Linked DNA regions of Mus musculus: all the other regions are linked to region 1. A link is a loop called in an ENCODE intact Hi-C map of the cell type or tissue named here. Cell type or tissue: heart. All regions are shown on one strand. Region 1 overlaps Dnah2 (dynein, axonemal, heavy chain 2). Region 2 overlaps Wrap53 (WD repeat containing, antisense to Trp53). Region 3 overlaps Chd3 (chromodomain helicase DNA binding protein 3). Region 4 holds the start of Per1 (period circadian clock 1). Region 5 holds the start of n-TTagt5 (a tRNA gene). Region 6 holds the start of Phf23 (PHD finger protein 23).

Region 1 (5,000 bases):
CCGGTGCTCTTTTGGCTGTCTGGCTTCACTTTCCCCACTGGCTTCCTCACTGCGGTACTGCAGTCTGCCGCTCGCCAAAACAACGTGAGCATCCAGAGCCGGGGAGGCAGCCTAGGAACGTGCATTCATTCCTTCTCTTCCTTGGGGGCCTCCTTCATTGTCGCCTTCAATCCACAGATCTCAGTGGACAGCCTCTCTTGGGAATTTATAGTTTCCACTGTGGACGACAGCAACCTGGTGTATCCACCCAAGGTGGGAGGCGGATGGGCTCGGGATGAGGAGGGAAATGGAAGAAACAGTGGGAAGTGGGGTGAAGAGGAGGACAGAGGACTTAGGTCAAAGGTATTGTCAGCGTAGGGTCTTTCCCTCAACTCTGTCTCCATTTCTCTCCAGGATGGAGTTTGGGTTCGGGGCCTGTACCTGGAGGGTGCTGGCTGGGACCGAAAGAATTCTTGTTTAGTGGAGGCGGAGCCCATGCAGCTGGTCTGCCTCATGCCCACGATCCACTTCCGTCCAGCAGAGAGCCGAAAGAAAAGTGCCAAGGGTGGGAAACTGCCCCCTCCCTATCCCGTTTGGATACTAACCCATCCTCCCTGCTCCAGTTCCCAAATGCACTTGCTCTGATCTTCCAGGCTCCAGAATCTTACTTCTTTTCTTCTCCCCTAGGCATGTACTCCTGTCCCTGCTATTATTATCCCAACCGGGCAGGCAGCACAGATCGAGCCTCCTTTGTCATAGGCATCGATCTCCGATCTGGATCCATGACATCTGATCACTGGATTAAGAGGGGCACTGCTCTACTGATGAGCCTGGACAGCTGATGAGCTCTTCTCTCCTCCTTGAGAGGGTCGGAAGCCCTAGGACCTTGAACTAAAGCTGGATCTCAGGCTTTGACTTTAGCTGAATCTAGCATATAGTGACACTCTGACAGTACCTAGTGGCGCTAGCGGAAAAGGTGGAAGACTTGTATTGGCGCTCAGTGCAGTAAAAACCGTGCAAAACCAAGCCCCAAGTCTCTCAATGATGGTGTTTTAATGTGTGTTGGGGGTGGAGGAAACCTGGAGGAGGGAGGGAAGCTGGGACTTAAGGAAAGGAGCTGCTACAACCAGAACTGAGAAGAGAAAGGTGGCCTATAAGAGGAGGCGTGGTCTTGAACTACTTGCCCACCAGGCCTAAAAGAAGGTGTGACCAAGTCTCCTGGAAAGGATTTGAGCAGGCGGGGTGGGGCTTGCTTTGGAAGGGCGCGCGATGCAAATAGAATAAAAGACTTGTCAGGTAAGGGTCCGTGATGGGCTCTATACACTGCACAGTAACGAAGCCTTGCAATCCTTACTGGGGATTCTTATCTGAGACTACAGCTGAGGGGAGCGGACCGAAGGCAGGGCGGAGCCGGAGAGAGGGACTTCAGCGCGAGGGGCGGGACCACGAGTCGGGGGCGGGGTTGAGGAAGGGGGGTGGGGGCGGGTGTTTGTGTTGGAAAATCAAACTGCGCCACGGGGTGGAGCGGCCCCCCCAACTCCTGCCTGGGAGGGGGGGCCGCTCGACCCCCGAGAGGCCTTGAAGATCCTGAATACCTGGGACCCCCAGAACCAGGTAATGGGAAGCCGCAGGGACTTTTGGAAAGAGGGAGACCATCTCCTTGCAAGGGGGAGGGGCGGGACGTCAGACTCTCTGGAGAGGTCGGGCAAGGCATTTGAGTCTTGGGAAAAGCAATGTCAGAGTCGGGGCGCAGGACATCTAAGTTCCCCAAAAGGGAACAAGGCAAAGGTAGTGGAAAACCCGTGGTCTTGGCTCTAAAGGTCAAAAGGGCCTAAAAGTAATCCCAGTCCCGCTTGGGATGGTGAATTGACACTAGGGCGGGGCTCAGCGGTCCTGAGGAAGGAGACTATAGGACAGTTTGCAGATAGGGCTATGGCTAGGCGCTGGCTCACTGAGATCAGAAGCGATCAGGCAAAGTGAACTTCCAGTTACAGGGCCACTCAAAGGTTCCCTCCAGCTCTTTTCTCCGGGGAGATGTGTATGTATTCTCAACTTTCACCATCCCTCCAGGAGCGGTAGCTTTTCCATCTCACAGCACTCCACCGCACCGTCTGCTCTCGGCCTCGCCTGGTTCGTTCCTCTAGTTGCCGGTGCCCTCCTCCTCACTTTTCCGTCTTCAGTTCCCTAGCCTTCACTGGGCTCTGGCCCTTTCTCCATGCTGAACCTTTCCCACGTAGCCACGAGATGGCGAAGATGAGACGCCCACCAGAGCCGAGGGCCATGCGGGTTGGGGGGGGGGGGCTATCTATAGCTGTGACACGCACCTTTGAGAAAGGTGCGCTGAGGTTCACCTTTGATTCCCTGTCATCTGTCTGGCACCCGCCCCCGGCCCAGGAAATTGTAAGCATATGGGTAAAGTGCAGAAGCTAGGGACAGGGCGAGAGACTATGCTTTTTCCGGCCTAGAATAAACAGTGGTGAAGTGGCATTTGGGTTGAGTTGGTCACTAAACTGCAGATTCGTTTCTGGCTTGTGGCCTGTGACTGTGTCTTGGAGGCTGGAGTGTGGGGAAGGTCGAAGGCAGAACACCTAGTTCCTGGCGATGAGAACTCCGAGAGAAAAGAAGTAATTAATTGAGGTGCGATAGGAACGGACCCAGTGGTTGCTCAGAGTAAGGCTGGTCGAACCTCCGTCGCTTGCCAGGGTTGTTTTCTCAGTTGCCAGAGTAACAGGCTGGGGAACGTCCACCGCCAGATTCCCAAACTCACTCTCTCCAGTCCAATCGGCTTTAGCGGACGTCGACTACGTCAGGGTCCTAGTGACCAATGGGAAGCTGTCATAGAGAGCCTGAAAGAGGGAGAGGGAGGAGGTGGAAGGGGGGGTGGTGGCGGTGGCTACCCAGGATCCGCACGTGCACTCCCACACGCTCCACTCCCTGTACAACCCCTTCCACTGCACGAGCCCAGACAGTCTCTTGCGCCTGCGCGGCGAGTCGTGTGTGTGTCTCTCCCTCCCTCCCCCCCCTTTGCCTCAGGTCGTCAGTCTGTGTTTGCAAACTAGTCCAGGGTTGTGTTTCTCAACCCCTGCGGGCCCAGACGTCTGGGTGGGTTTGCGCTCTTTAGCCGGGTGTCGACTGTTAATGTCAGCCTCTCGAGGGAAGGCCCGCTACCTGTGTTCCCCACCGCCACCCCCAGCTGGCGCCCCAAGCTCCCAGGTGGGCTGGGCGGAGCTGTGGTTTCCGGCCCCCTAGGCTCAGCCGCGGCTTTCCCGAGCTCCGGCAAAGGGTGTTTCCACAAAAGAAAGGGAGTGGGTACAAGCACCCCTTCCCGAGGCTTAACCCACCCAGGCCTAGCTGCAGTTAGTGACAGGGCAGGACACTGTGAGAAGCCCCTTGTGGTCCCGGTGACTTTCTAGGCCAGAGGGTCATTACGCCTATTTTCTTTTTTTCTTGTAAATTCCTGCTTTTGATAGGCAAACCAGACCTTCCTCTTCCCTTCCTTAACATTTCCTCCTCGCACGCTCTGGCGTTCTTTACACCTCCCTTGGCTCCTTTCGGGCTGTCCCCGTCTCCACTCGTCCTTTTCTGCTTCTCCAGAGGGTTATATAACTCTTCCTCTCCGCGTGTCCTGATTTCAACTCCACAGACTCCGCCCTGGAACGGCGCGGGAGGGGCGGGAGAGTTGGGGACCCAGACAGATTCCGGCTGGCGGCCAGCTGGGGCACAAGGGATCCTGCAGATAGCAGACGGAGTCCCGCGGGACTTGGTTGGTGCCCCGTCCCTTAGTCTCCCGCCCCTAACCCGGGATCAAGCCCAGAAGAAAGAAGGCACAGTATTTCCGAGGGGCGTGTCGGGACAGTCAGAAATGTGGGTTGGGAGGTCAAGGCTGGAGGCTGAGAGGAGGAGGCAGGCGAATGACCGGATTCCCTAGGATTGGTTCTGCTGGGGTTAACAGAGATAAAAGCAGGACGCCTGGGTTCCCTCCTTCGTCTCCTTTTTGGGTTCCCAGAATTCCTAAAGCTATTTTCTCAGGAAATTTAGCCAGCTAGCAGCTTCTTCGCCCTGGTAGGAGTCAAAGGTCTGTGTTCGAGGTGGCCTGGGATGATGTCACCAGTGCACGTGCCCCGGGACGGTTGCCAGGCAATGCGATCTCCTCCCCTTTCCATTCCCTCCCACCTCTGCCCAGAGTCCCGTTCCAGTCCCGTGCCATCTCTTTCTCCTTTCCTTTCCCTTGGCATTAGCATCCTGCAGGTGGGAAACCCTGGCCTGGAGTTTCGTGAAGGGGGAGGGGCGCGGGTGTGGTGTGGCCTGAAAGACTTTGCCCCTTTGCTGGCTTGAGAGAATTCTGGGTCTTCCCCCCCCTTCTTTTTCCTAGATTGCCATGGAAAAACTTCCTCTCCAGTCCCCACTACCACTACCACCCCCCGTACTCCCTCCCGCGCGCCCTTGGAAGTGTCTCCTGAAGTCTTTTTAGTTTCCCACCTGCTGCATGGCCCAGTGTCAGGTTGCCCCTTTCCCAGCTTGAGCTGAAGTGGGTGTAGTTGCAAGACAGCTGCCCCTAAGAGAGGAGCTGTATGTGGGTATACACACCAGCCCATCCCTGCGACTCCCGTCACCTCCTCTTACCAAACTGAGGAGAAAGAGTTAGGCTGAAAAGTCAAGGTCTTTATCTGTGTAGGTAGGTGGATCAGCTTCTGGTATTGCCCACTTTTGAGAGAGAAGTCCAGTGATAGTTATGGCTGCCCTCTGTTAAATCTTGGAGTTGGTGATGGTATTACAGAGTCTCCTTTCTTGTGCCTAAGAATGTGGATTGTCGGCTCAAACCTGGATTCTAACCCCAGCTCTGCCACTAAATGGGACTCGGGAAAAGTCACAACCTTGCAGAACCTCCTATCTGCAATCTGGGACATTTAAATATCAATACCTACCTTCTAGCTGATGGGAGGGGGCAGTGAAATAATTTATGCAAAGCATTTAGCACAGTGGTTGGTATAAAATTAATACCGAATGAGTATCAGAAAATA
Region 2 (5,000 bases), 160 kb before region 1:
GAACTTCTTGAAAGGTTGCAAGTGGTAAGTACGATGGGCAAGGAGATGGCCATCTTCAGGAGTTTCCCCTTAAAACTTAACCACACATACTTGGCCCCTTTCGGTGGGACGACAGTCTTGTAATCTCAACTGTTGGGAAATGGAGGCCTGGTTTGTCCACAGAGTGAGACCCTGTCTTAAAATAAAAACAGTAACAAAGTTGGGCGCATGCCTTTAATCTCAGCACTCTGGGGGAAGAAGCAGGCAGATGTGTGAGTTCCAGGCAAACATGGACCATGGGTCCAGTTCTAGGACAGCCAGGGCTACTTAGAGAATCTGTCTTGAGGGAAAGCAAAACAAAACAAAAGCTAAAATCAACCCCAGGGTTTCTAGAAGTTGCTAGGGAGCAATAGACTACGGGTGATACCGAGGTTAAGGTTTTCCCTGCCCTTCCCCTGTGGATGCGTACTGCCGTGTATCGTATTGTGGATTTACCTCAGAGTGGCCAGCATCCTGGTCCTTTTTTGCTTTATTTTGAGATAGGGTCAAGTTGCCCAGACTGGCCTGGAGGTTGGTTCTCTGCCTCAGCCTCTCCAGGAGCTGGGCTTACAGATGTGTGCCACCACTCTCTGCACGAGCTTGTTTCCCTAGAGCCGGGTGTCTTCTCAGGGACTCAGAGGCTAGCCATGGCCCTCGCACTACAACCTTGAAATCGCAGCTCTGTTTGGGTTTTCTAATTTTCCTGTATTTTCAGGGCCCCTGACGGTTCCTGTATCTTGACCAATAGTGCTGATAATGTCCTTCGGATTTACAACCTGCCCCCAGAATTGTACAGTGAACAAGAGCAGGTGGATTACGCCGAAATGGTAAGGGTAGGGGCCTTTGCCAGCCCTTGCACTTTAGAGCCCTCCCTGCAAGTGAAAACTGTGTGTCCATGCGTCACCTGTTGACAGACAGGATTTTCCCTCACTATATACATCATTTTCTGCCTTGAATTATGAAGTCATTTAAAGACTAGTCAGGAGCCGGTGTTTTCTGTGACATTGTGTGTTTCTAGAATGATTTTTTTCAAATGGTGCTGGGGAAGTAGCTCAGTAGAGTGCTAGCATAGCATTACACGCGAAGCCCATGTTTGAGCCCCCACACTGCATAGACTGCTGTGCTGCCTCACTGGTAACCACAGCTCCCCAGAGGTGGAGAAGAGGTAAATTCAAGGCCATCCTCAACTGCAGGACGCTAGAACCCTGCGTTGGGCTTGTGTAGACATGAACCATGACTGAAGACCCCTGTGTTGGGCTTGTGTAGACATGAACCATGACTGAAGAGCTGGTTGTGTTTTTTGGGGGCAGTGTGCAAATGCATATCAATAAGTAAGGTTATTACACGGCCTAACAAATGCTCTCAAAGCCCTTACCTCAGCCTGTGGCGAGCTACAGTGCACCCGAGCAGTGCTGTGAGACTCCATATCCGTTTGCTCTCTCCCTCTTTTCCTTTAACCCCAGCGCTTGGAAGACAGAGTTTCCAGATCTCTGGAGTTTGAGGATGACCTGGTCTACTGAGGGAATTCCAGGACAGCTAGAGCTATATGGAAAAACAAACAAACAAACAAACAAACAAACCGTGTTTTGAAATAACCAAACCAAGTTTTTTTTTTTTTTTTTTTAAAGTGTGTGAGTGTGTGTGTGTGTGGGGGGGGTGTGCTTCAGAGCTGAGGGGGGTGGTCTTCGGGTGTCAGGCAGGCAAGAGAACGTCAGGTGAGAATGAAAACTTGGTTCAGACTGGCTTCCATCAAGGTAGATCAGGATGCTAGGGAGGCTGATCTCAGGCAGTGAATGCAGTATAATTGGAAAACGTTTCCTGGTGTAATGCAATCTCCGGGACACGAGGAAGCATAATTGCATAGAAACTTGACTTGACATGTCATTTTGTCATTTGTTCCAAGAAGATCTAGGGCCTAAGGAAGCGTCTGGCCTTATCTTGGTCATACAGATGCTATAGAGGTCGTTTGGGATATTAGCCACTTGTAGTCCTGGTTGTGGGAGCCTGGGGAAGCCCCTGGCCATACAGATGATGTGAAGGTCATTTAGACTATTAGGTATCTCAGGTCCTGGCTGTGGGAGCTTGGGGAGCCCCTGTCTGTAAGGCTCATTTAGAGTACTAGCCACCTCTGGCCCTGGTTGAAGGAACTTGGTATGGCTTAGCCCAGCAGATAACAGATCACAGGACTATTAATCACTTCAATTCCTAGCTTTCTGGATGGAAGAATAGGGTTTTTACCTGTAGACACAAGGACCTTTGTGTTCCCAGTAGAGAGCCACGCTGGAGTTGGTAGGTACTTTGAAGGCATCTGACATGGGTGCTGGGGACTGAACTTGGGTCCTCTGCTAGTTAAATGCTCTGAGCCATCTTTTCAGCCACCTCTTTTTGAGACAGGTCTCATGCTGGCTTCTAGCACGTTATGTGGCTGAGGCTAGCCTGATTTCCTCCCTCCTTTCAAGTGCTGGAAACTAACAGGCATCATTTGTCACACCCAAGTAAAAAGTTGGATTTTTTGTTTGTTTGGTTTTTTTTTTATATTTAAAAATTGTTTTAATGCATATGAGTTTTGTCTGAATGTACATTTGTGCACCACATACATACAGGGCCTATGGAAGCCAGAAGATAGGTCAAATCCCCTAGGACTAGAGTCCCAGATCACTGTTAGCGGTCATGTGGGCAATGGGAATTGAACCCCAGGTCTTCTAGAAGAGCAGTGCTCTTAACTGCTGAGCCATCTCTCCAGCACCCTCACTCCCCCACGCCTTTGAGACGATCTTATGTAGAAAAGGCTGGCTTCAAACTCAAAGCAGCTGTATAGCCAAGGACAGCCTTGAACTCCTATCTGCTGGCTCTACCGTAAGTGCCGAGGTTGTCTGCCTAGTGCACACAGACCCTGGTTGTCTTTGTTTTGTTTGTTTGTTTGTTTGTTTTGAGATGGGGTCTTACTATGTAGCCTTGGTTGGCATGAAACTGTAGACCATGTATGGGTGTTTTGCCTATATGTCTATACCACATGTGTGCCTGTAGGGGTCAGAAGAGGGCACTGGAATTGGTCACAGAAGGCTGTGATCTGCCATGTGTGTACTAGAAGTTGAACCTCGGTCCTCTAGAAGGGTAACCAGTGCTCTTGATCACTGAGACATCTCTCCAGCTGCTTTTTATAGTTTTTTGACAGGGTCTTACTGTGAAGCCCTGGCTGGAATTCACTATGTAGACCAGACTGTCCTCAAAGATCCTCTCAGATATCCTCTATACCTGCTTCTGGACTGTCCGCTTCTCCCCCCCCCCTTGAGATAAGGGCTCATCTGCAGACTGAGCTTGGGCTCCGTGAGTAGCTGAGGATGACCTTAGACTCCTCATCTTCATGCTTCAAGTGCTAGGATCACAGGCATGCACTGCTACGCCCTGCTCGTAAACATAGGTGGAAAAACCCCTTTGTGTGCACGTGATATGTGTGTGTGCGTGTGTGAATTTTGGGACATGCAGAGGTCAGAACACACTTCTGGGTATGGGTCACTGCTTTCCATGTTGATTGAGACAGGGTCTCTCGTTCAGTGCTGCAGGTGAGGGGATTGTCTTGTCTCTACCTTGTGTCTTGTCATAGGGCTCTGGGATTGCAGGCAGGAGCTGCTGTGTCTGGCAGAAGCGGGTTGTAGAATTGTGGAGAGAGGGAGTGAACTTGGTGGTTAGAGGTGGTAATGACAATCTGCTGAGGACACTGACTGTGGGAGCAAGTGGCGGGTGTAAACTGAGGGGAATGGCTGCGGTTCCAAGGAAGTAAATGCATGACATCATCAGGCCCGAATGCAGTGTGAATCCACGGCTTCTTCTCAGTCATCCTTCAAGCCAGGTGGTTGTTGTTGTTGTTGTTGTTGTAGTATTGAGAGAGGGTTTATCTGTGTAACAGTCCTGGCTGTCCTGAAACTCATTCTGTAGACCTGGTTGGCCTGGACTCTGAACCCACAGAGAATTACTTACCTCTGCCTCCTGAGTCTGGGATTAAAGGCCTGTGCCACCACACCTGGGTGTTGTTGGCGGGGGCTGTGGTGGTGGTGGTGGTGATGATGATGATGGTGATGATGATGGTGGTGGTGATGATGGTGGTGGTGGTTTGCCTGGTAGGCAGGCACTCAACCATGAAGCTGCAGCCCTGGTCCTTGTCATGTTTTTGTGTTGTGGTTCTTTTTTTTATTCAGTTTTAGGGACATTTGAGTTACACATCAAGGTTAGCCACATGGTAACAAGCAGCCATGTGGTGGGGAGAGGAGTTTGTTTGTTTGTTTTTATCCAAAACGTGTTTCTTGGGAAGGTTCCCATTCATCTTCAACCAGGGCCTTTCAGTGCTGCTTCCTCCTGAAGGAGCGTCCTCCTGTCAGCCCTGCTTTTCCACCTGTAGGCTGACAGGCCAGTGGAGCAGCCAACACACAAGACTACCACCGTTTGTGCATGGCTAAAGACCGTGGTGACTTTATAGCATCCTGGGCATTTCACGTCCATAAAGTAGGAATTGGGGCTCTGCACCAGGCGCTTTTTCTTGTGTTTCCTCTTCTCCTCTTCTGGAGAGGGATGAAGGAGATCCTTTGCGAGAGGCATGTTCTCGTAGGGAGGTCGTCACCGCCGGAAAGGAGAGGAGCTTTAAAGAAAGTAAAAAGGCTCGGGAACCTTCTCCCACGAGCACCTGTCAGCATCTTAAAGACAGAGAAGGAAAAGGAGAGTCCAGCCTCTGCAGCCTGACTCAGAGCAGACGGAACCTCGTGGTGGCTCGCAGGAACTTAGTCTTCTACTGTTTGTTTGTTTTGATTTGTTTATTTATTTATTAATTATATGTGTATGCACTGCAGCTGTCTTCAGACACTCCAGAAGAGGGCGTCAGATTTCGTTACGGATGGTTGTGAGCCACCATGTGGTTGCTGGGACTTGAACTCAGGACCTTTGGAAGAGCAGTTGGCGCTCTTAACCGCTGAGCCATTTTACCAGCCCTT
Region 3 (5,000 bases), 53 kb after region 1:
GCAAGCAGAGGTGGGACAGTGGCCCGCGGACCAGCCCCTCCACCTGCAGGGACTTCGGTGCCCGCCAACTTAGGGGTGTGCGGTGGCACGCGTGGGAGGGGGCGTGCGAATGTTTGTAGCGGCTGATGACCAGAGGCAGGTGGTGGCCACACTCCACGCAGACCACTTCCTGGAGTAAGACTTGGACATACCGTCCACTCCCCCCTAGCTGGCCGCCGAGGTCTCGGGTCACCTCAGATTTGAAGAGAGACAGGAGAATGTCTGGGGAGCCAGATGCCCCCGGCCCCACCCTCGTCATCTCTGCCCCGGGCTCTTTTGTGTCAAGTGCAGCCCCCATCCCCCCCTCGTGACCCCGTCAGTCTGGGGTGGCCGAACTGCCCAGCTGTGACTCTCACGTGGCTGCCATTCACTGTCACTCTCTTGATGAAACCACCCACACACCCTGACCACGTTGGGGGGCGTGAACTGCCCACCCAGCTGCTCTGTCCTGACCATCATCACTCAGCACCCTTCTCCGAGATGACAAGTCACCTGCCACTGGCGTAGGACGTCCAGCTGTGCTTGGGACAGACCCTTCTCTGGATCAGTGGCGCAACTCTCAGACCACCCTCCAAGTGGAGAGTGATTTCTAGCTTCTTTAGGATAGGTGTCGCCAACCTCTGATTGGGGACATCCACACCCCCAAGTCTCTGGCGGCAGAGCAGCACACACACACCAAACTTTAAAACGTTATTTGTAAAACTGTCTTACTGACCACTGTGACTTTTTGTCGCACGTGTTGAGACAGCTTTTCCGGGGGTGGGGGGTGTTAAAAATAATGTGTTTAATGCGTATTGGGTAAAGCCTCACCCCTAACCTCGTCAGGTTTACCTGTAAAAGAGGAAAAGTTTAGAAAAAAGTTATTCCAGCGAGCCCTCAGGATTCCCTTGGAGTGGGGGAAGAATTAAAGATCCTGAGGAGAGAGAGGGCTGCCCGCAGGGCTGCCTGCGGCAAGGTGTGAAAAAGAGGGGAGAGGGGCTTGTCAGGTGAGTTAGGGCGTCGGTAACTCTCGCCTAACTGTTCTGAACTCCGGATCTGGTTTTGATCCCCGGCACTGGATGCCTGTAAGAGAGGAGAATGAACGAGCCTAAGGTCGAGATGGGTCTTTGTGTGGCGTCCTCCCTCCCCCCTTGCTTTTGAATCCTTGAGAAGCGTCAAAAGCTTTTGAATTTTTATGTTTGAAATGAAATCTCACCTCCTCTGTCTCCCTGGGCAATTTCATCCCCCTTCCAGCCCTCCAAGTCAAAATGACCCAGATACACCCCCTCAGATGACTTTCTGAGGTAAAACTTTCGGAAAATATTTTTAGCGTACTCATTATCCGTCTACCTCAGTGTGGGGAAAAATAAGTCTCCTCTTAAGGAGCTCTGTTCAGGCTGCCCGCCCTCGTCTCTTTCTGGAATATGAATTTGTACTCGTGAGAGCCTTCCATTGTTTTTCAGTGCGACTGCTTTGATTCTCACCATTTTTGTTTTACATTCTTACCCAAGACCAATTTTTATCCCTTCCCCCATCGCGCCAGTCTCCTTACATTGTTGAACGTTTAAAATAATAGCATTCGTGTTGGTGGGGGAAGGGAGCAGGAAGCTAAAGAAAAAAACCTCATTTCTTCTCCCTCCCCCTTCTGGCAAGTCTAGAGAAATAATATAACATAATATATAGATGTGATTCCTTGGGGGGTGGGGATGGGGGTGGGGAAATGATTGTGGGTGGTGCGGAAAATTCTGGTAGTTTCTTTGCAAAAGGTCTGAAAATACAAACCCACCTCCTGCATTCAGTACGCATGTGCAGTAGACCTATTATGGAGGTTCGTTGTGGGGGAGGGAGGGGAATTTGAGAAAAAAATAAATATAAGTGTGAGAGATTGATGGCGAGATTAGGAGAGAGGGGCGGGAGCAAGGCTCTTGCCCAGGCTCCTCCCACAGCCCTACTGCCAGACTCCGCCCTCGCCCTCCCCACCTTCCCGAGATCTGAGCCGGGAAGTGGGAGAGTCTGGGCTCGCGGCCAGCTTTGAGAGGCTGCTGAGACAGAGGTTGGGGCTTAGATTTGCTTTATTACCCTTCCTTGCCTCTCCTCGCCATTCTTTCCCTCTGCTGGCCACCGACGTCGGCCTAAAACTGAGAACCTCCTGCCGGGCTGGGTGGGAAGTAGAGTTCACGGGCTTCCTCGCCCCACACACCCAGGGTGACCCAGGCGGCCCACTTCCCTGATCCTTAGCCAGTTGGCATAGCCTGGCCTGCCCTTGCCACTTGCCCCGCGGTCGTCGTTTCCATGTTCGTGTTAACCCAAGTCCCTAGAGTTAAGGGGAGCCAGCTGCTGGGCCTGACGTCTGACTTCCTATTACAGCCCTGGATCGGTTTTCACACACTGCCTCTGGGCAGGCAGCCCCCTTTGCATGCCCACACGCCGTCCACCGCCCGCCATCCGAGAGTGTCTTTCCTCACAGGGACCCGGGATTGTGGAGGTAGAAGGAGAGGTAGCATCAGGTCGGAATCCCAGGCCTGGGGTGTTAATTGTGGCTAATTTTCCCTTGGCTGTTGAGGGAAGGAATATTGTGTGTCCTAGGGCAAGAGGCTGGGCCAAGCCCTGGCTTTCCCCTCTGGCTGCAGCTGCCTCTACTTGGACAAGACAGGTCTGGCTGGTTAGTCTAGTGACTGGTGGGGGTGGTAGGTAAGCCACGGCCGTTTCTATGTGGCATTAGGGCTTAATCTTTGAGAAACAACTCTGATCCCCAAACCTTAAGCAGACTGGCAGGGGTCAGGGAGAATGGGGTGGTGGGATATCAGGGAAGAACCTGTCCTGGGCCCGCCCTCTGGGGAGAGAGGCAGGGCCATAGCTGTGCTGAAGCAGGTACAGGTGTGTGTGTGTGTGTGTGTGTGTGAATCTGAGACTGCACATGTTAGGTGTGTCTGTGTTTCTGTCCTTGTTTGTGTCCCTGCAATGTGTGTATATAGATGTGTCAGCATGTCTGGGACAGATTTAGAGGTGAAAGGTAAGGCGTGGGATAGAGGTGCAGCCTCCAGGAGTAGATGTGGAGGCAGGCAGGTAGGCTCCAGTCGTCCGGGAGGAGGACTGTTTAGGGAATTGCGTTGACTGCTTTTGCTGAGTTAGGATGTGTTGGAGGCAGATACTGGTCCTGTGGGGAAGAGAGGATGACAGAATTTCTTCTGCTCCAGTGCTGTGCTGGTGTGATTATCCAAGAAAATGTAAATAGAGGCAGGCCTCCCTCTTGGCAAAAAGGATGTCAGGGCCCCAGGGTGTTAGTGTGAGAGCCCAGGTGTCCACCTCTGGCTCTCACTCCTCAGCATCTGGCTTAGGGAGCTGCCAGCTTGTGTCTCCCTACTCCAAGTGCTGGGGTCAGGCCAGGCCAGCAGCTGGGCATGGCTTCCCCGGTTCCTGGGCAAGCTGCCAGCTGGCAAAGTGAGGGGGAAGGCAGGAGGAGCCCTGGCGAGTACTGAAAGGACCTGCCACAGTCTGCGCCGGTGGCCTACAGTCTGGTCCCTTGTTAGCAGGAGGGGAGAAGAGGGAGTGGCTTGGCTGCTCCTCCTTTCTGACCCTTGACCTCCATTCAGAACCAGAGGATCCCAGAGTACTAGAAACACTGTTTGCATCCGTTGAGGGGCAGCGACATTTAGAGGAGTTATTGCCTTGGTTCCTAGAGAGTGCCACGGTGGCAGTAAGAAGGGGACAACGAAGGACGCTCCAAGTTTAGATTTTTTGGTACTTTTTTTTCTCTAAAGATAAAGATGATATTCGGCTGCTGCCTTCAGCGTTGGGTGTGAAGAAGCGAAAACGAGGCCCTAAGAAGCAGAAGGAAAACAAGCCAGGCAAACCTAGGAAACGGAAGAAGCTCGTGAGTGTCCCCCAGCAAGGCTCAGGGGCCCTTTCCCAGAGATGACATTTTCTCTGTTCCTGGCTACGTGGGCAGAGGGGTTCCTAGGGTCAAGAGACTTTACCCCCTCTCTCATGTGTCTCCTCTGCCTCTCTTGGACTTGGAACCCTAACCCCACTTTCTCTAGCCTGGTACAGAGTCCAGTTGTCAGTGTAACTCCCTCGCCATCTGAGAGAAAGAACTGAGGGCACACTGTCTACTGAGGGAGGAGCTCAGAGCCTTGCGTGTTTGAGCCCTGGATTTAATTCCCAATACAGAGGGAAAAAGAAAACTACAGTCTTAGAGGAAGCGGGTGTGAGTTCAGAGCCTAGAAATCCTCTGCCTTCCTGGACAGTTTATTTGACTCCCTGTGCCTCGGTTTCCTCTGAAAAAAGTGAACAAATAGAGATCAATTGCTGGTCCATGGAGTAGTTGTGAAGATGGAAAGAGATAAAATATGTTTCGCAGTAAGAACAGTTCTTGGCACGTGGTGAGAATGAATAAATGTTATTTTTATTTCTCTTCCTTAGGACAGTGAAGAGGAATTTGGCTCAGAGCGAGATGAGTACCGGGAGAAGTCAGAGAGTGGAGGCAGCGAGTATGGAACTGGACCAGGTCGGAAACGAAGAAGGAAGCACCGAGAAAAAAAAGAGAAAAAAACAAAAAGGAGGAAAAGGGGAGAAGGGGATGGGGGACACAAGGTGAGTAGAGTTAGGGAGTGAGCACAGAGAGTGGCACAGGGATGGAGGGACATTGCCAGAGCTGGGCTTTGTAAGGGATGGAGGGATGCCACCAGAGCTGGACTTTGTAGGGGATGGGGACTGGACTACACAGGGGAGCAGGAGACTGGTGGACACTAACAGAGGTATTAAAGGATGCTGGGAGAGGAGCCAGGGTAACCCCATCTTACCATCCTGTCCCCCACTCAGCAGGTGGAGCAGAAGTCATCCGCAACCTTGCTTCTGACCTGGGGCTTAGAGGATGTGGAACACGTGTTCTCCGAGGAGGACTACCACACACTTACCAATTACAAAGCTTTCAGTCAGTTCATGAGGTATGACAGAACCAGGAGGCCTTTCAGACAAATACT
Region 4 (5,000 bases), 320 kb after region 1:
AAGCTGCCCCACCCCCTTCTCACAGACCACATTACAGATAGCAGGGACGAGTAGGAGAGAGGCCTGCTCCTACACCCCCTCCTTACCTGATTCGGCAGAAGACAGACTTTTCCTGGGTGAAGTCCTTGAGACCTGAACCTAAAGCAGAAGGGAATGGAAGTGACCAGAGCGCCATCTCTGTCCTGAGCCAAGAAGAGCCCACAACATGAGAGCTTCCAGTCCTCTCCACAGGGACGAGGGCACTATACCTGCAGAGGTGCCAGTGCCCCAGGTGGGCAGTCGAGATGGTGTAGTAGAGCCATAGAAGACACCCACATCCTGGGGAGCCAGGAGCTCTGAGAAGCGGGCACCCCGAAACACATCCCGTTTGCAACGCAGCAGGACACCTGCCTGCTCCGAAATATAGACAATCCGGCCTGTCAGGAAGGACACAGCCACAGAGAAGGTGTCCTAGAATGAGACCAAGACCGGGGGAAGACTTAGGAGCTGTAGGAATGGGGGGTGGGGGGGCGGGGAGGGGGGTTAGAACTGAGGACCCAAGCTGTAACTGACCTGGTTTCGAAGTGTGTATTCGGATGTGATATGCTCCAATTCCTCCAGGGTGTAAGTAGACATGTCCATGGCACAAGGCTCACCCTCCTCCAGACTCCACTGCTGGTAATATTCCTGGTTAGCTGTAGGAGAAGGGAATCCAAGCCATATTCAGTTAGGAGAAAGGCCCCTACAGTAGTCCAAGTCCTGGCCAGACCCTGCCAGGAAGCACAACTCACTCACCCTGAACCTGCTTGACACAGGCCAGAGCGTACTGCAGTGTGGCCAAGGTCCCAGAGCGGCCCTTGCCCCGACGCTCTGGTGGCAGTCGAAGTTTGAGCTCCCGAAGTGCAGTCATGAGTTCTTTCTGGGTCCTGGCTCGAGCTGACTGTTCACTGCTGCAGGACCCACAGGAATGAAGGGGTAAAGATATTAGCCCCGAAGTCTGGCCCGGCCCCCAGGCATCTCCCTCAGCCCTCAGCCTACACACCTGCAGCCACTGGTAGATGGGTTGTCCTGCTCTGAGCTCGCACTCAGGAGGCTGTAGGCAATGGAGCTGCTGGGTGGGGATGGGCTCTGTGAGTTTGTACTAGAAAAGAAGGAACAGGCTAAGGTGAGGGAGGGCCACGTGGTCAGCAGCATCATGCCATCATACACACACATACACTCGTACACACCTCTTGCTGCTCTCAGTGGTCTCCAGCAGAGCTGAGTCCTTGCCATTGCCAGAAGAGGAACTATGAGAACTCCGCTGAGATGCGCCCCTGGACTCGGGTCCGTTGGACTCATTGCCACTTGAGCCATTGCTGTTTGCATCAGTGTCATCAGCCAGGCTGGGGCCTGGACAAGGCCGGTGCTGCGGGGCCCCAGGGGATGGGACTCCTCCAGGACAAAAAGGTTCTCCGGGCCTGGGGTCTCCTCCCCCATCGGCCCCTTCTAGGGGACCACTCATGTCTGGGCCATACAGTGGAGGACGAAACAGGGAAGGTGAAGAAGCCACCACGGGTGCACAACGGGGCTTTTGAGGTCTGGATAAAGGAGGTAGGACGCCTGTCTCTGAGGGCTGACTAATTTAATCACGACACCTAGAAAAAGAAACCAAAAAGGAATGTTTAGCAAAAGCTGAGCTATTAACCCCACAGCATCTGCTGGCTACACCCAGTCCTTCCTCTGCCTGCCCCTCACTGTTGTGACTCAGGCCTGGGGCTTGCAATAGAAATATGTTCTATTTCCTTAGGGGGACCTAAGGATACCACAGGTAGAAAGGCAGCTCTCGTAGGCCATCTCTTACACCCCTTGCCAGTGTGGAATGAGTACAGCCTGAACAATCGACTAGAACAGTAGCTGAGGGTCAAAGCTTGCAGGTTTCCTATGCCCAAATTCTCATCAGGTCCCCACCTGGTCTGGGACTCTGAGGCCTCGGAGCAGGGGGTGAGCTGATCGCCTCCTATATTTAGGCTTCCGGGCTAATTTTATCCGGGGGCGGTGCCACCCCCGCTGCACATGCGCGCCGATGTGCCTGGCCCCACCACGCGCTTCCGCCACAGCCGCGGTCGCCAGGGAAACCGACGTCAGCCGCTGAGCTCAGCGGTTGCTGGAGGGACCACAGGAGGGCAGGAACGACTCCTCCCCCAATCCCCATCTTCGTGGAAGTGGGAAACAGACCCAGTCCTATACTGGCCAACACACCCTCATACTGGCTAACAAGGTTCAGGGCAGCGGGGAGGAGAAGAACACCCACCATAACAAATTCCCAGGGCCCAAAGAGCCTAGGAGCCATGTGAAGAGTAACAAACTAGAGGAACTCCAGGAGCAAGTCCTAGCTTCCCCACTCGGCCTCTGCTCTTTGTGGAAACGCCCCCATCCTCGCTCTTGCCTCGAACATTATTCTGATCAAGACACTGCTTTTCTTTCTCAAGCCCCTGCCCACTCCCAAACACCAGGACTGGAGTTACCACTTGCCATAGGCAACGACTCAGGCATCTTCCTTCGTCCCTTACTTTTCTAGTTAACCCTACTACCACATAGATAGGGGACACACAACAACCAGCATATATAGTTTTTCCTCTACTCCCTGTCTAACCACACCCCCATCCCAAGTATTTTCTGAGCGCCAGGAGAAAAGGGAAGGAAGGCTGTGGCCAACAGCAAGAACTAGCGCTGAGAACAGGATGTTCCAGCCTGAAGCGGTTGACATCACGACCGGCACGAGGCCAGGAATTGGAGGGAGGAAGACAGGGAGCGCAGAAGCCTGAAGGGGGTCTTTGGGCTAGGGCAAACCCATGGACTCCCGAGTGTCGAGCAATGTGTAAAGGGGTCGTGTTCGCTAAAGGTCTCTTAGGTTCAGGATGGCTGCTCTGGAGGAGCAGAGGAGGAGATTAGGTGAACGAATAACAAACGCAGACAACCCGTGACGGGTTGAGTTGAACACCTAGGGCCCAGGGGCGGGGAAGGGTGGATAGTGACAGGAAAGGCAGATTATTGTTTTGCTCTCTGAGAGCTGAAAGCGACCCATCACGTTGGAAGTAGTGGCGGCCAAGCTCCGGGACAAAGACTAACCCTAGGATTGCAGCAGGGATCCCTACCTGGCCGTTCGAGCGCCCTCCATCCGCTTGCCGTTTCGGCCCGCAACCCAGAAGCTCCGCGAGGCTGGGAGGCGGGTTGCATAATGCCAGGCCCTGCCCCTCATTGGCCTTCTGCCCGAAGAGCCGCAGGCCCCGCCCCCGGTTGGCTAAGGATCTCTTCCTGGCATCTGATTGGCTACTGGCCCCCACTGAGGTCAGGGCTGTGTCACACACATCCCTGCACGTGGACTTGGGTGCTGGTGCTGGGCTGAAGGGCCTCAGACACCGCTCAGTCAGCCAATGCGATCAGGATGTCTCACACCGTCAATAATGAAAGGGAAGTGAGGGAGGGAAACTACCCCTTTTCAGGGAGGATACCTGGGCCACAGGAAGTGCTCAAGAGAAACCTACTTCCTAAACTGACCAGCTTGGCAGAACAAGACACCTGTCCTGGTGCCGGGTGAATGAAATGTCTGCTACCCAAGGGAAGTGGGAGAGAGAAAAACCTAGACTGACATTCCCTGGCCTCTCCCCAGCCTTGTTATAAAGAATCCAACCCTTTCCTCTGACCCTTCAGATCCTGAGAGAAGGGCAATTGAGGGCCCACGTGTCGTTAAGGGGTGAGTGGGTGATGGAAGGATACGGACAAACGGAAAGGACAGGGAAAGCCAATGGCTACTGTGAAAGGAAACAAAAGCAGGTGCTTCACTAGCCAATCAGAGAAAAGGTCTCCAGGAAGCCTACTTGGTGACTAGTGCTGCCTCTGCAGAGGATGCAGCCACCCACATTTAGGGCTGCCCCAAAAGTGGGGACCAGGAAGCCAGTACTACAAAAGGGGCAGCAGAGAGGGCAGTTGCAGCAGTAGGCAGAAAAAGGATGGGTGGCTGGGTGGCAAGGGCTTTTTATTGGGCTTTTTATTCCTGCTGCTTAGAATACAAAAGCCAAGGTTCATGAACCCAGCAGCAAGCCCATCTGTCTCATTTACTGTATTCTCAGCAGTAAGGTAAGTACGTCTCAGCGTCAGGACTGACAGTAGATGCTCGGTAAACAGGATGGCTCTGTTTCTATTAAGGATAGGTAGGGGAGAGAGAGCCTCAGGAGAGGAGGCAACAAATTATGTTTTCAAAAGAAAAGTAGAGCATTGATTCATAAAAAGAGAATAGAGACTCGATTTTGGGGAGGGGGGGACAACATGCCAGTCTGGGTCCAGGAGAGCTACAGTGACAGAGTCCCCTTCCCTAGGCCTGGGCTGAGTAGTTCTCAGGCTTCCCTGCAAACGTAGGTGGCAAGTGAAGAGGCCAACACGCAGCGGCTGACATAATCAGCTGTTAAGTGCACGCCCCTCACTGTCACGTGGCTAAAGCTTTCCTTAACAATGGTGTTTCCCTTAGAGGAGGCGGGCGAGACAAGGTTCTATAGAAATGCTGGGACACAGACCTGTTATAAAATAACCCAGAAAAACAGAAGCAGGGAAACACAGAAAACAAAAGACACGGGAGGCTGAGTGCTCAGCTTCCTCCTCCTGAAAATGATGCTGCTCTCCTGCCCCCTCGTACTGCGTTGTGACCGTGTGCTGTCCTTTTTTTTTTTTCCAGACCCCTTTCTCTTTCCACAGCTCTCAAGGATTTAGGTGTGATTCCTCTGACCCAAGCAGCCATTGCTCGCCCACTTCCCTATCTGTCATTTACACAGACAAAAGGTTTCAGCACTCCAAACAGCCCCAACCTGATCCCAAGGCCCAGGCTGTCGGGCCTCATCAGTCCCCCACAGTAACCAGGCTCTGCTGCCGTCAATGGAGAAGCGGGGGCAGGAGAGGGAGGTGACGTCAAAGCGGAGGCAGGAGGCGGGGCGAGGCAGCTGGGGAATGTGGGGCAGGGAGGCTGGAGAGGCAGCGGTTTGGGAGGC
Region 5 (5,000 bases), 310 kb after region 1:
CGACATCAGGAACTGAGCCAAAAGAGCCTTCAGACACACAGATGCTTTGATGAAGGCTTTGCATCCTCAAAAGCTTGATGTCACTAGAATATCACGTGCCTCGTGGTTTTGACACACACACACACCTTTTTGTGAGGTTCATGGAGGAATTGGTTCATTATTATTTGAGAGGGGAGAAAGGGGTCACTTTCTTCTATGATTATGCCACTCATGTCGTGAATATTTATACAATATGTACTCGCCTCATGAATATTCGTAATTTTTTCTTTGAAATCCACTACACTGACCCCCTTGGGGCTGTTCCATGCAGAGTCCCCATAACATAAAGAGCTATAAAACTGTGTATGTGAGAATTCATTTCTATTTGCACATACAGTACAAATAGTACAGTTCCAAAAAAAATGAGTTTCTATTGACACCACCCACTGAACTCATGGAATCAGATTCATGCTTTTTTTTTTTTCCCCCTGGATCTGGAGATTGGACCCCAGGGCTTTTTCCCAAGAGGCAAGAACTACTCTACTGGCTGTAGCCTGAGCCCTTGGTGCTGTGTTTTCAGAAAGCTGATTAGAATTGTACTGTGTTTGAAACCAACTCTCACTATGGCACCCAAGCTGGTCTCAACCTGGATGGAAGAGTAGAGATGTGAGCCAGCCTCCACCCCTTCCTCCTCGGTTTATATATTAGAAGTATCCCTCTCTGTTGGTGAGGGAAAGGACGGGAAGCTCATGTGTGCAATCCCAACACTTTGGAGGCTAAGGTAGAAAGATCATTGTGATTCAAAGGCTAACCTGGACTACATAGTGAGTATAATGAATTTGAGGCCATCCTGAGCTACTGTGTTTCAACCTTCCCTTCTTCCCTCCCACAAAAAGGGTAGACTGGAAGAGAACTGGAGTCACAAGAGTGGCAGTTAGTGAGGAGGGGCATCATTTAGAGAGTCTCCAGCACGCACAAAGTCCTGGGCTAATCCCTGGCACCCCAAGAGACTGGACATCAGGGAGTAATTTTGGAGACCCTGCAATGATCCAAGTGAGAGACAAGCCTGGATTATGATGTAATAGTAAAGTCAGTCACGCTGTTACATTTCTAAAATGCTAAACCTTGCTTATAGGAAAAAGAAATTGCTGACGGATCAATATGGATTGTTAGGGAAAGCTTGTGATCCCTAGTATACAGCCCAGTGGAGACAGAAAGTGGCCAGCAATATATAATAAACATTCAGGAACAGTTCCAGAGCTGGAGAAGGAAACGTGAGGCAATGTAAGGGATCGTCTGGCTTTTAAAGTCACTAGACTAGCGATGTCTCAGCAGAAAGCACAGGTAAAGAAGAAAGACCAGGAAGAATGAGCCTGGCGACCCCTCTAACGGGGGGGGGGGGGGGGGGGGCGGTCCAGATGAAGCTGTGAATGAGCTGCTAACAGGCAAAAGGACTATCAGGAGGGTGCTGTAGGCTGGAAGGCAAATGAAGAGGCTATTTCTCAGGGCAAGCATCTGACTACTAGTCATTTAGCAGTGTGATGGCTATTTGCTAACCTTAACAAAGGAAGCGAGGCTGGAGGGGGTTCAGAGGGGTAGAGGAAGGCAGGGACAGTGATGTCTTCCTGCGATACAGAAAAACAAGTAACGGAATGTTGACTGAAGAGGAGTCCGGGGTCCAGGCAGCATCTTCCTCTGTGTACCAGCCTTTTCTCCAGTTGGCTTCCGACAACACTATATTCTGAGTAATTGGGAAAGAACAGAGGCCAATTTAGCTCATCACTCTGGAAGCTGGGAAGCCTGAGATCATGGCACCAGCATATCTGGTGAGAGCTTTCTTGTTGCATCAGAATTTGGAAGAGGGAATCATGGGGCGGCAGAATAAGCAAGCTTATTGGGAGTTGCTTCTTATAGAGATATCGTCATCATGAGAGATCCACTCATGTGACATCCTCTAGCTCAAATAATGTCCCAAAGTCCCTACCTCCCATCAGTTTCCATATCTGGGGATTAAGTTGCCTTACACATAAGAGTTCTAAGAACACACAGCAGATATTTTTGTTGTTCTGAATGAAATCACTACTTCTGGACGCTGATGGGAGCAATACAGTAGAAAGGAAAACTTGGATGATATGGAAAGCAGAGAAATGTGGGCCTGAGAGGTGGAAAATCTAGATATGGGAGGTTGGGGGGTGGCCATAGTTCCCTGGGAGTGCTCTTCTGCAGTAATCAGAGAAAGGAAGAGTGGTGGTGATAAGCTACTTGAGTTGTGGAGTCTGGGGGAAACCATTTTCCCACTGAAGCTGAAAATAGAGCCTCAGCCCCACACAAAGAGCTGTAGGCAACTAAAAGCAGGGAGGGAGAGAGGTGATCCGCCCGCACCAGGAAAGACTGGACTGTTTTGCCAGTGCCAAGCACTCAGCCCTGAAAATACACATACAGGTAGCGTTATACAGACTTTATATTTGGTAATATATGTGTATATATATACATATACTTAACATGCATGCAATAACAATTGGGGGTGGGTGGAAGGCCATGAATTTGAAGGAGAGCTGGGAGGAGTGTTTGGGAAGTTTTGAAGGGAGGAAGTGGAAGTGAGAAATGTAATCAAATCACAAATCTCAAAAATAAGAAATGGTAGCGGCCAAGGTGAATGGATGACTCGTGGTTTCGGGTTATACAGTCGGAAAGTAGCGAAAAGGGATGAGCGATTCCGAGTGGAGCCCGTAATCTTCGTGAACGGAGTTAGGAATTGAAATCGAAGCGTCTTTTACAAGTTCACAGTAAGTCGTACCGAGGCGCTACCGAAACGGTCCCGGGTGACAGAATCCCAGTGGGAGCTTCTTTAAAGAAAGAACTGGAAAATAAAATAAACTACTTTCCGCTAATCGGGACAGCAATACCAAAACTACTAGCGCTGTGAGCAGGATTCGAACCTGCGCGGGGAGACCCCATTGGATTTCGAGTCCAACGCCTTAACCACTCGGCCATCACAGCCGCGTGCGGCCCTTGGCCTGTGGAGCTATAGCTGGCCATCAAGGCCCTCGACCCCTGCGGATTTCACCGTTCCTTTTTTTTTTTTTTTTTTTTTAAAAGCGTGCGCTACACCTAGAGTGCCAGGTCGAGGCCTTTTCTTGAGCAGCAACGTCTTCCCGTGGCTCTCTTCTCAAGGAGCCACAGTGAAACCCTAATATAAAACTAGTACATTCCGTATGACAGTCTTTCCTAGGTTTGAGCAGCAGGGTCTTAAGAATCAGAGGTTTGCCTCTGTATACTCTTAAAAGTGCATAGGAAAACTGGCATTAAGAGTATATTTAGGCAAGGCGGCAGCTAGATGTCAATAATCCAGCAATAATATATCACTTCCCACATAAACCAGGCACCGCTGGGATTCGAACCCAGGATCTCCTGTTTACTAGACAGGCGCTTTAACCAGCTAAGCCACGGCGCCAACGAGAATGCACTTTTCACTTCGAAGTAGATCAGCTATTAGAGGCAGGTAGCAAATAGGTGCCTAGAAAGGAGGTTTTTTATTTTGACCAACAGTGCGAACTGGATTTCCTATTATTCAACCCTCCCAAGCTCCCCTCTTCTAAGTTTTAAGTTCAAGGACTGGTATCTTAACTAAAGTGACCAGCTATTTCTGGTGTGCTAACATAAATTTTAGAAGTCAGCCCACGGAGTTCCAAGCACTTCTACTTGTTTCTGCCACCGTACGGAGAACTGGCCTTGCCAAAACCTTAGCCACGTTGCCCCTTTTCTTGTAAAGATAACCAAGCTAAGGTAATGGTGAAGACTGTAGTTGTGTTAAGTGTAGAGTTTACAACGTCCTTGGCTGCCAGGAATGTGGAGGGAAAAGGAAGAGTTTATCTCCCACTTACACAGCGACCCTTGCTGGTGAAGGACCACCCCTCCCCTCACCCAAACTCCCAACTTCATTTCACAAAGTCTTGGGTTTTTGGTTTTTCATTTTGTCATTTTGTATTAAAAAAAAAATAACAGACACAATATCAAAAACACAAATGTCATTGGTAGAGGGTAGAGCTGAGAACACCTGGGTCCCACCTGAGGGGCAGCACCAGGGACTCCATGGTCCACCAACCTCCCCCACCCTGGAGCAGCTAGGGGTTCACGGACCTGGATCCTACACAGATCCCAGGTTCCCCTCCTCCCATCTTGGGGTGAGGTGGGAGAGTGAGCTGTCTCTCCCAAATAAATAAGTGCAGCCCCAACCCTGCGACTGGGACTCAGGCTCAGCTGGGATTTGGACAGACCACTTCAGCAGCTTGTCAGCAACCTTAACCGAAGACCCGCCCGTCTCCTCAGTGGGACGGGCGTGGACAATCCTCCAAATGGGGCTGAGAACTTCCACTCTGCTAAGAAGCTAGAGGCAGCTCCTGTGCCTGGGCTGGTAATGGGGGTCCAGCCCCCTATGTTGGGAGAAGCTGGGGCAGTTTCCTATTGGTTGGTCCAGCTGTATCTTGAGTTATAAGAACCCCAACATGGTCGAAAGGAAGCCTCTCATTAGACTGCTGTAAGCGGCCCCAAAATGGAGTCTAGCTGGTGCTGTTTTCTTCTGCAGGTAAAGCTGGGCTGGATGAGCCCCCACCTTGCTCTTCTTCCTCCATGGCAGAGTCCTGAGAGCTTGAACCCTTAGCCCCAATTTGGGTCTGGGCCTCCTCACCACCATCACCCCCACCACCGCCAACACCACACCCACCACCCTCGCCTCCACCCTCTTCCATGGGCTCCAGCCCCAATCCATCCAGTTCTGAGAAGAGGGGGTCATCAGAGTGGCCAGGATCTTGAACGCTGCTGCCACAGTCCACACACGCCTTAGGGAGAGAAGAAAGGATGAGTTATGTAGTGTCCTCACTGGGAACCTGCTAGCCCAGCATCCCGACCTTAACCCAATAGTGAGTCGCAAAATATACTTCCAAGAAACCAGTCCACACATGTACCTACAGTCTAACAAGACAGGAAAATCCTCTACTGAGGAGACTGGAGAGCCCAGCTTC
Region 6 (5,000 bases), 580 kb before region 1:
GGAAGTATGCGTCAATGATGTGGGAGAGAGTGGAGATGCCACTTTGGGCCCATCCAGATCAAAAAGAGAGTCCTTGAGCTTCATCTTCTCAAGCAGAGTAGCACTGTCAGGAGCCTGCAGACGAGAAAAAGTGGACCTTGGGGGTCCTGGCTGGGTAGGACCTGATTGAACTGCCCTTCTCTTTGATGACTTTGCTTTCTTAACAAAAGTCTGGATAGTTCGAAGGTCCGACGGGGCCGAGTCCCAGCCATCACTGTCTGCTGCACTCTCACCTCGCAATGGAGAGCTAGAGCCAGAGGCTGGCCAATCGCTTTCCTTAAAAGGAGGAAGAGACTAGGGTCAGCCGGAGTCTAGTGACAGCTCAGCCCTGCCACATGTCCAGCATAAAAACCAGGAACTAGACGTATCCCTACCCCAAATCTGATGTGTACTCTATAACCTACCTTCCTCACAGTCCTCAGGGGACCTTTAGAACACAGAAGCCACAGCTGTTACTTCCAGCACTGTTTTCAGTATCTCGTTTGCTAGGACACTCATCTCCCTACAGCTTACCTGGAAACACTTTTCTGTTAACAGCCACTCAAAACCATTAAAAAGTCTTGAGCAACACTCCAAATTTTTGTTTCTGCCGTTCATTGCCGTTATTCCATCCCTCCAAACCAGCTCTCCCACCATAGCCCTAAGGGCTTCCGGTTTTCTTAGTCTTGCATATTACAGTAGGCTCTTCCTATAAAGTAATTCACTCTGCCTCACCTCAGCTACTTTTCTGTTCCTTACCTCTTTGCTAGGGGGGATGTAACCAGCATAGGCCAAGACAAAACTGCAGAATTTGTTAAAATCCTCAATGGTTCTCCGCCTTTTCTCCGGTGGCTAAATGGAAAGACAAAACACGATCGTATGGAAGCCAGGCACGAATGTTAAAGGAGCCCTTCCCCAAAACACAGCCCCCTAAATTGTCACTCAGTGTTCTGGTATGGGACAGCTCACCTGAGTCTCTGGTTTAAGAGTCGGAGGCGGATCTGTGAAATCAATAAAAGCTGAGTCAAGGCACTAGAAAAGAGTCCGTGTAAAATCCTACCTCTAAACCTCGGAGTTCCCGACCTAATCCCATCCACCGTGAGGTCGCCTAGCCCAGCCAGCCACAGCCCCCAGCTGTGCCGGACCCGCCCCTGCTCCCCCTTCCGCCCCAAGGGGCGGAGCCTGGGCGCGGCGCCCTCCCCGGCCTCGCTATAGCGCTCCCCTTCCCCCACCCCGAGGCCCGGCGCCCCGCCCCCTCCCAGCCTCTCCAGTCAACTCGGCTCTCTTGGCGCCCCACCCCGCCATACCGCTCCCGGGGCGAGACCAGGCCACCGCCCGCCCCCGTCCTTCACACGCGCCCGGAGCCCAGAGTTCCCAGCCGGCCGCGCTCCACTGCCCTGGGCCCTCCGAGACCGCACAAGCCGCCTGCCCGCCCCCAGGGTCCAGGATGACCACGCTGAACTGCTCCCCGCCCTCCGGGCCCCTTCGACTCGAACACGAGGCCGGGCGCGCCCCTCACCCCCACCCCAAACACACACAGGCTCACACTCCCCAACGCTACTTCGCGTCCGGGACGGGCGAAGAGCTGCAGCCCGGAGCCAGACCCCCACCCCACCCCGCGGCCGCGCTCCCCACAATTTCGCTGTCCCTCCGCCCCCATCCGGGGCTTTAGCCCCTCCCTCCCCGTCTCGAGCTCTTCGGGCTCCCCGCCGGGCCCCCGGGCCCAGTTCCGAGCTTCTCCGGCCGCCCCCCTCCCGCCCCCGGACTCAGCGAGTCCCTTAGGCTACGGACCCATAAACTCTAGCCCCCGGTCACCCTCCAGCCGCTCCACAGAAGGCCCCCTGACGACGCCGCTACCCCCAATACACACTCCACAACTCGGAAGCTCTTGCCCCGGCCGACCAACCCCCCACCCGCGCAAGTTGCCGGTCTTAACCCCCACACACACACACCTCGCCCCGCCGCCCCTACAAGTACCGGGCTCGCCTCGCTTCCCAGTTCTCCGGCCCCACAGCTGCCCCTCGGTATCGGGCTCTCTACCGGAGACAATACCCAGACCCTCTCCCCACTCCACAACTACCTGCCCACCCCTCTAACAATCACCAAGCTAGCTCTGGCGGCAACTACGAGGTGCTCAAGCGCCACCGCCACCAACTCCCCCACCTCGGCCAACTACCGGGCCCCTCACTCAATCCTCTTCGTGCTCCCTCAACTCTACGGAGGGCAAGCAGCTTCCCCCAGCCTCTCTGTCTCAGAGCTCCAAGCAGTCCGAGGCCTTTTCAGCCCTTAGTTCCCGAAGCTGGGTCTCGGGCGCTCAGACCCCGCACCGCCACTCTCCACGCTGTACCTGATGTCTAACTATCCCGACCCAGTCTCCCGCTCCTCTTTCTCCAAGCTATCTCAACTCATCGCCCTTCCACCTCAAGAGCCAGGGCCCCGACCCCCTTTCCCGCACTCCTCCGTTGGGTGCCGGGGCTCGACCTCCAACTTTGCCCATTGAATCCTCACCCCGCTCCCTGTCCTCTGTGCCTATGGAGTGCTTACCTTCGGGACTGGGCTCCGCCATGGCTTCCAGCATCGCCCCCTCCCCTCCACCCGGTCCGGCGACCCCCTCCTCGAAGCCGGGATTCCCGGTGCTGCCTTGAGTGCTCCGTGTTTCTACCGCCTCGCTCCACCGAAGTGTCCGCTTGGCGCGGTTGAGACTCCACTCCGCTACCGCCACCTCCCTCCACCACTGCCTCCCGCACTCCCGGACCGGGCCCCCTCCCCCCGCACCGCCGGCCGCCTGCTCCCTCCTCCTCCTCCTCCTCTCTCCTCCCTCCCTTCTGCCCCTCCCCGCCGGCACTATCGCGCAGTGCACCAAGGGATTTGTAGTCTGTGCAGGGGCAGCGGAAAGGGGTATGCAAGATCCTCCGGAACTTCAGTTCCCAGGAAGCCACGGATTGGCGCAGGCGCAATAAACAACTTCCCCCCACCACCAGGGGAGTGGCGGGGAGATACGCAACGGGGAGCGGGAAGAAGAGCGGAAGAGTGCACATTGACTCCCGGGAAGTGTAGGCTGGGCGGGACCAAGAAAGTAGACGAAGAAGGGATTATAACTCTCGGCCACCATACTGCCTCACTTTGTACCTTCTTTTTACCCCCTCAGGGTACCGCCCCACTTCCGGCCAAAAGAAGAAATGGATGCTGGGAGATGAAGTTCTCCTAGTAATAATGGCACCTTCTAGTATTTGCCCTCTCTCAAATTCTACTTTACAGACTCCCATACCCTGGCACAACCTCTGCCAGTGGCAGCAGTAATAGACAGTCCTTTTACCACCTCCCAAACATGAACATATCTTCTTTAATGTAAAGTAACATCTGGATATTCTTACTTAAAAATGGTACTTTCAAACTTTCTCCATACCTCCCCACACTAGCAACCACCACCTCTCTGTTTACATCACACCCCAATACACACATAAATAAAATGGAACTTTCATGAGATAATGTTCACATTATTCCACTCACTAAAAAACAGGAAATTACCAACATCAACAACGCGTTTCTATTTCACTGATCTATACCTCAATCCTTCCCCTTTCCCACTACTGAAGTTCACGATACTTGAAACAAAAAACCAGGAGGTGGAATGACACAGGGCAAATTCAATTCAGCTCGGTGGTTTCCTTTTTATTGATGTGCCTCCTACCTCCCCCATCCAATGTCAATCCCTTCCACCTACCCCCCAAAAAGAAGATAGTGAAAGGAAGGGATTATTGGGGTTCTGAGCCCGATGGGCAGTTAGAAAGGGAATAGAAACCAAAACAATCATCGGATGTGACAGAGATCGACAATCAAGAAGTCTAAATCAGAGTGGGAATGGAGGGTAAACAAGGGGAGAAAGAGATGTATGGAGGCTGTATCTACCATTACCCCTCCTGCTGAGAGGGACTGGAGAGACAGCCTCAAACATTAAGTGCAGGTCCTGAAGAAAGGAGGTGGTGTTTGAGCCTGAAGGAGGAACTGGATGTCAAGGAAGGAGCGCCACCTCTCTTCGTAGAATGGAACCCCCCACCTCAGGTACAGCAGCTTCACAGACCATAGACGCTTTCATCACTGTAGGCAATGTATAGAAAGAAGTCTTCTTCATGGTGTTCCTGAAGTAAATGCAAAAGGGGGGGGGGAGGTTAAGGGAACTCGTTACTCAACCATTCACCACCAATACCTCAATTCCTCAAGAACCACTTTAAGCATTGCCTGGTAATTTCAGATGCAGGAAAGGGCCGAAAGGTAAAGGCTACCAAGGCAACTTAAGAACCGGACTCAAAATAGATTTGAAGATACAGATCATCTGTAAGCAACAGTAGGCACTAAACGTGGTCCCTAGTACAGAAGGAATAAAAGAAAAGCAATCATTCCTATTTTATCTCTCTCCTATAGGAAAGGCTGACTTGGACTGGGTGGTAGTGGTGCACACCTTCAATCCCAATGCTCTGGAGGCAGAGGCAGGCAGAACTCTGTGAGTTAGAAACCAGCCTGGTCTACAGAGTGAGCTCCAGAACAGCCAGGGCTACACAGAAAGACTATGTCTCAAAAAACAAAACAAAACAAAACAAAACAAAACAAACAAAAACAAAAACAAAAACAAGCTGGGCTTGGAAGCGCAAGCCTTTAATCCCAGCACTTGGGAGGCAGAGGCAGGTGGATTTCTGAGTTCGAGGCCAGCCTGGTCTACAAAGTGAGTTCCAGGACAGCCAGGGCTTTACAGAGAAACCCTGTCTCTGAAAAAAAAAAAAAAAAAAAGAAAGAAAGAAAGAAAGAAAGAAAGAAAGAAAGAAAGAAAGAAAGAAAGAAAGAAAGAAAAAGGCTGACCTCACTGCCCGGTGTGGTGGCACACGCCTTTAATCCCAGCACTCGGGAGGCAGAGGCAGACGGATTTCTGAGTTCAAGGCCAGCCTGGTCTACAAAGTGAGTTCTAGGACAGCCAGGGCTATACAAAG

Evidence for each region. Hi-C counts contacts between places; a loop is a spot of excess contacts. Peaks named below come from ENCODE experiments on the same cell type or tissue, not always from the same donor. Only the 100,000 strongest peaks of a DNase experiment are listed, where the experiment ranks them.
Region 2: it touches region 1 in a loop (2.4-fold over the local background); 2 of 42 quality-filtered maps call a loop at or near these places.
Region 3: it touches region 1 in a loop (3-fold over the local background); 3 of 42 quality-filtered maps call a loop at or near these places.
Region 4: it touches region 1 in a loop (4-fold over the local background); 13 of 42 quality-filtered maps call a loop at or near these places.
Region 5: it touches region 1 in a loop (2.6-fold over the local background); 3 of 42 quality-filtered maps call a loop at or near these places.
Region 6: a loop joins it to region 1, with 3 times the contacts of the local background. A loop is called at or near these places in 10 of 42 quality-filtered maps.

What each region holds. Positions count from the first base shown.
Region 1 is chr11:69,416,814-69,421,813 of GRCm38, reverse strand. It overlaps Dnah2 (dynein, axonemal, heavy chain 2), which reads left to right. Exons shown (of 86, transcript NM_001081330.1): 83 at 1-84; 84 at 178-252; 85 at 394-544; 86 at 667-1,005. The coding sequence ends at 821. It overlaps Gm51903 (a long non-coding RNA gene), which reads right to left. Exons shown (of 2, transcript XR_003949708.1): 2 at 1,011-2,825. It also overlaps a transcript of Kdm6b not described here. Among named protein-coding and RNA genes, the nearest start is that of Kdm6b, 3.1 kb to the right of the region's middle. In heart, a CTCF peak has its summit at 2,214 (motif pointing right); DNase peaks (open chromatin) are centred at 1,593, 2,833, 3,743, 4,143 and 2 weaker places; H3K4me3 peaks cover 5,000 bases; H3K27ac peaks cover 4,921 bases; H3K27me3 peaks cover 1,017 bases.
Region 2 is chr11:69,573,471-69,578,470 of GRCm38, reverse strand. Wrap53 (WD repeat containing, antisense to Trp53) reads left to right here. Exons shown (of 10, transcript NM_144824.3): 2 at 1-24; 3 at 734-845. It also overlaps the pseudogene Rps27-ps2. Among named protein-coding and RNA genes, the nearest start is that of Wrap53, 3.3 kb to the left of the region's middle. In heart, a CTCF peak has its summit at 3,042 (motif pointing right); no DNase peak of the experiment used is centred here; H3K4me3 peaks cover 1,435 bases; H3K27ac peaks cover 723 bases.
Region 3 is chr11:69,363,584-69,368,583 of GRCm38, reverse strand. Chd3 (chromodomain helicase DNA binding protein 3) reads left to right here. Exons shown (of 40, transcript NM_146019.4): 2 at 3,780-3,892; 3 at 4,441-4,611; 4 at 4,840-4,964. Among named protein-coding and RNA genes, the nearest start is that of Gm32483, 2.9 kb to the left of the region's middle. In heart, a CTCF peak has its summit at 2,161 (motif pointing left); DNase peaks (open chromatin) are centred at 3, 343, 2,033, 3,463 and 3 weaker places; H3K4me3 peaks cover 3,801 bases; H3K27ac peaks cover 4,146 bases.
Region 4 is chr11:69,097,125-69,102,124 of GRCm38, reverse strand. Per1 (period circadian clock 1) reads right to left here and starts at 3,176. Exons shown (of 23, transcript NM_011065.5): 1 at 3,117-3,176; 2 at 1,209-1,616; 3 at 1,022-1,120; 4 at 775-929; 5 at 553-674; 6 at 249-450; 7 at 87-138. The coding sequence starts at 1,483. In heart, a CTCF peak has its summit at 2,136 (motif pointing right); DNase peaks (open chromatin) are centred at 2,034, 2,724, 3,284, 4,414 and 4 weaker places; H3K4me3 peaks cover 4,115 bases; H3K27ac peaks cover 4,362 bases.
Region 5 is chr11:69,108,898-69,113,897 of GRCm38, reverse strand. Per1 (period circadian clock 1) reads right to left here. Exons shown (of 23, transcript NM_011065.5): 23 at 3,938-4,817. The coding sequence ends at 4,539. It overlaps n-TTagt5 (a tRNA gene), which reads right to left and starts at 3,433; the gene lies at 3,360-3,433. n-TScga3 (a tRNA gene) reads right to left here and starts at 2,979; the gene lies at 2,898-2,979. In heart, no CTCF peak of the experiment used is centred here; DNase peaks (open chromatin) are centred at 2,957, 3,467, 4,247, 4,667 and 1 weaker place; H3K4me3 peaks cover 3,338 bases; H3K27ac peaks cover 2,135 bases.
Region 6 is chr11:69,993,616-69,998,615 of GRCm38, reverse strand. It overlaps Gabarap (gamma-aminobutyric acid receptor associated protein), which reads right to left. Exons shown (of 4, transcript NM_019749.4): 4 at 3,667-4,157. The coding sequence ends at 4,092. It overlaps Phf23 (PHD finger protein 23), which reads right to left and starts at 2,850. Exons shown (of 5, transcript NM_030064.4): 1 at 2,563-2,850; 2 at 988-1,019; 3 at 778-870; 4 at 1-315. The coding sequence starts at 2,596. In heart, a CTCF peak has its summit at 3,015; DNase peaks (open chromatin) are centred at 1,325, 2,965 and 4,015; H3K4me3 peaks cover 3,112 bases; H3K27ac peaks cover 2,402 bases.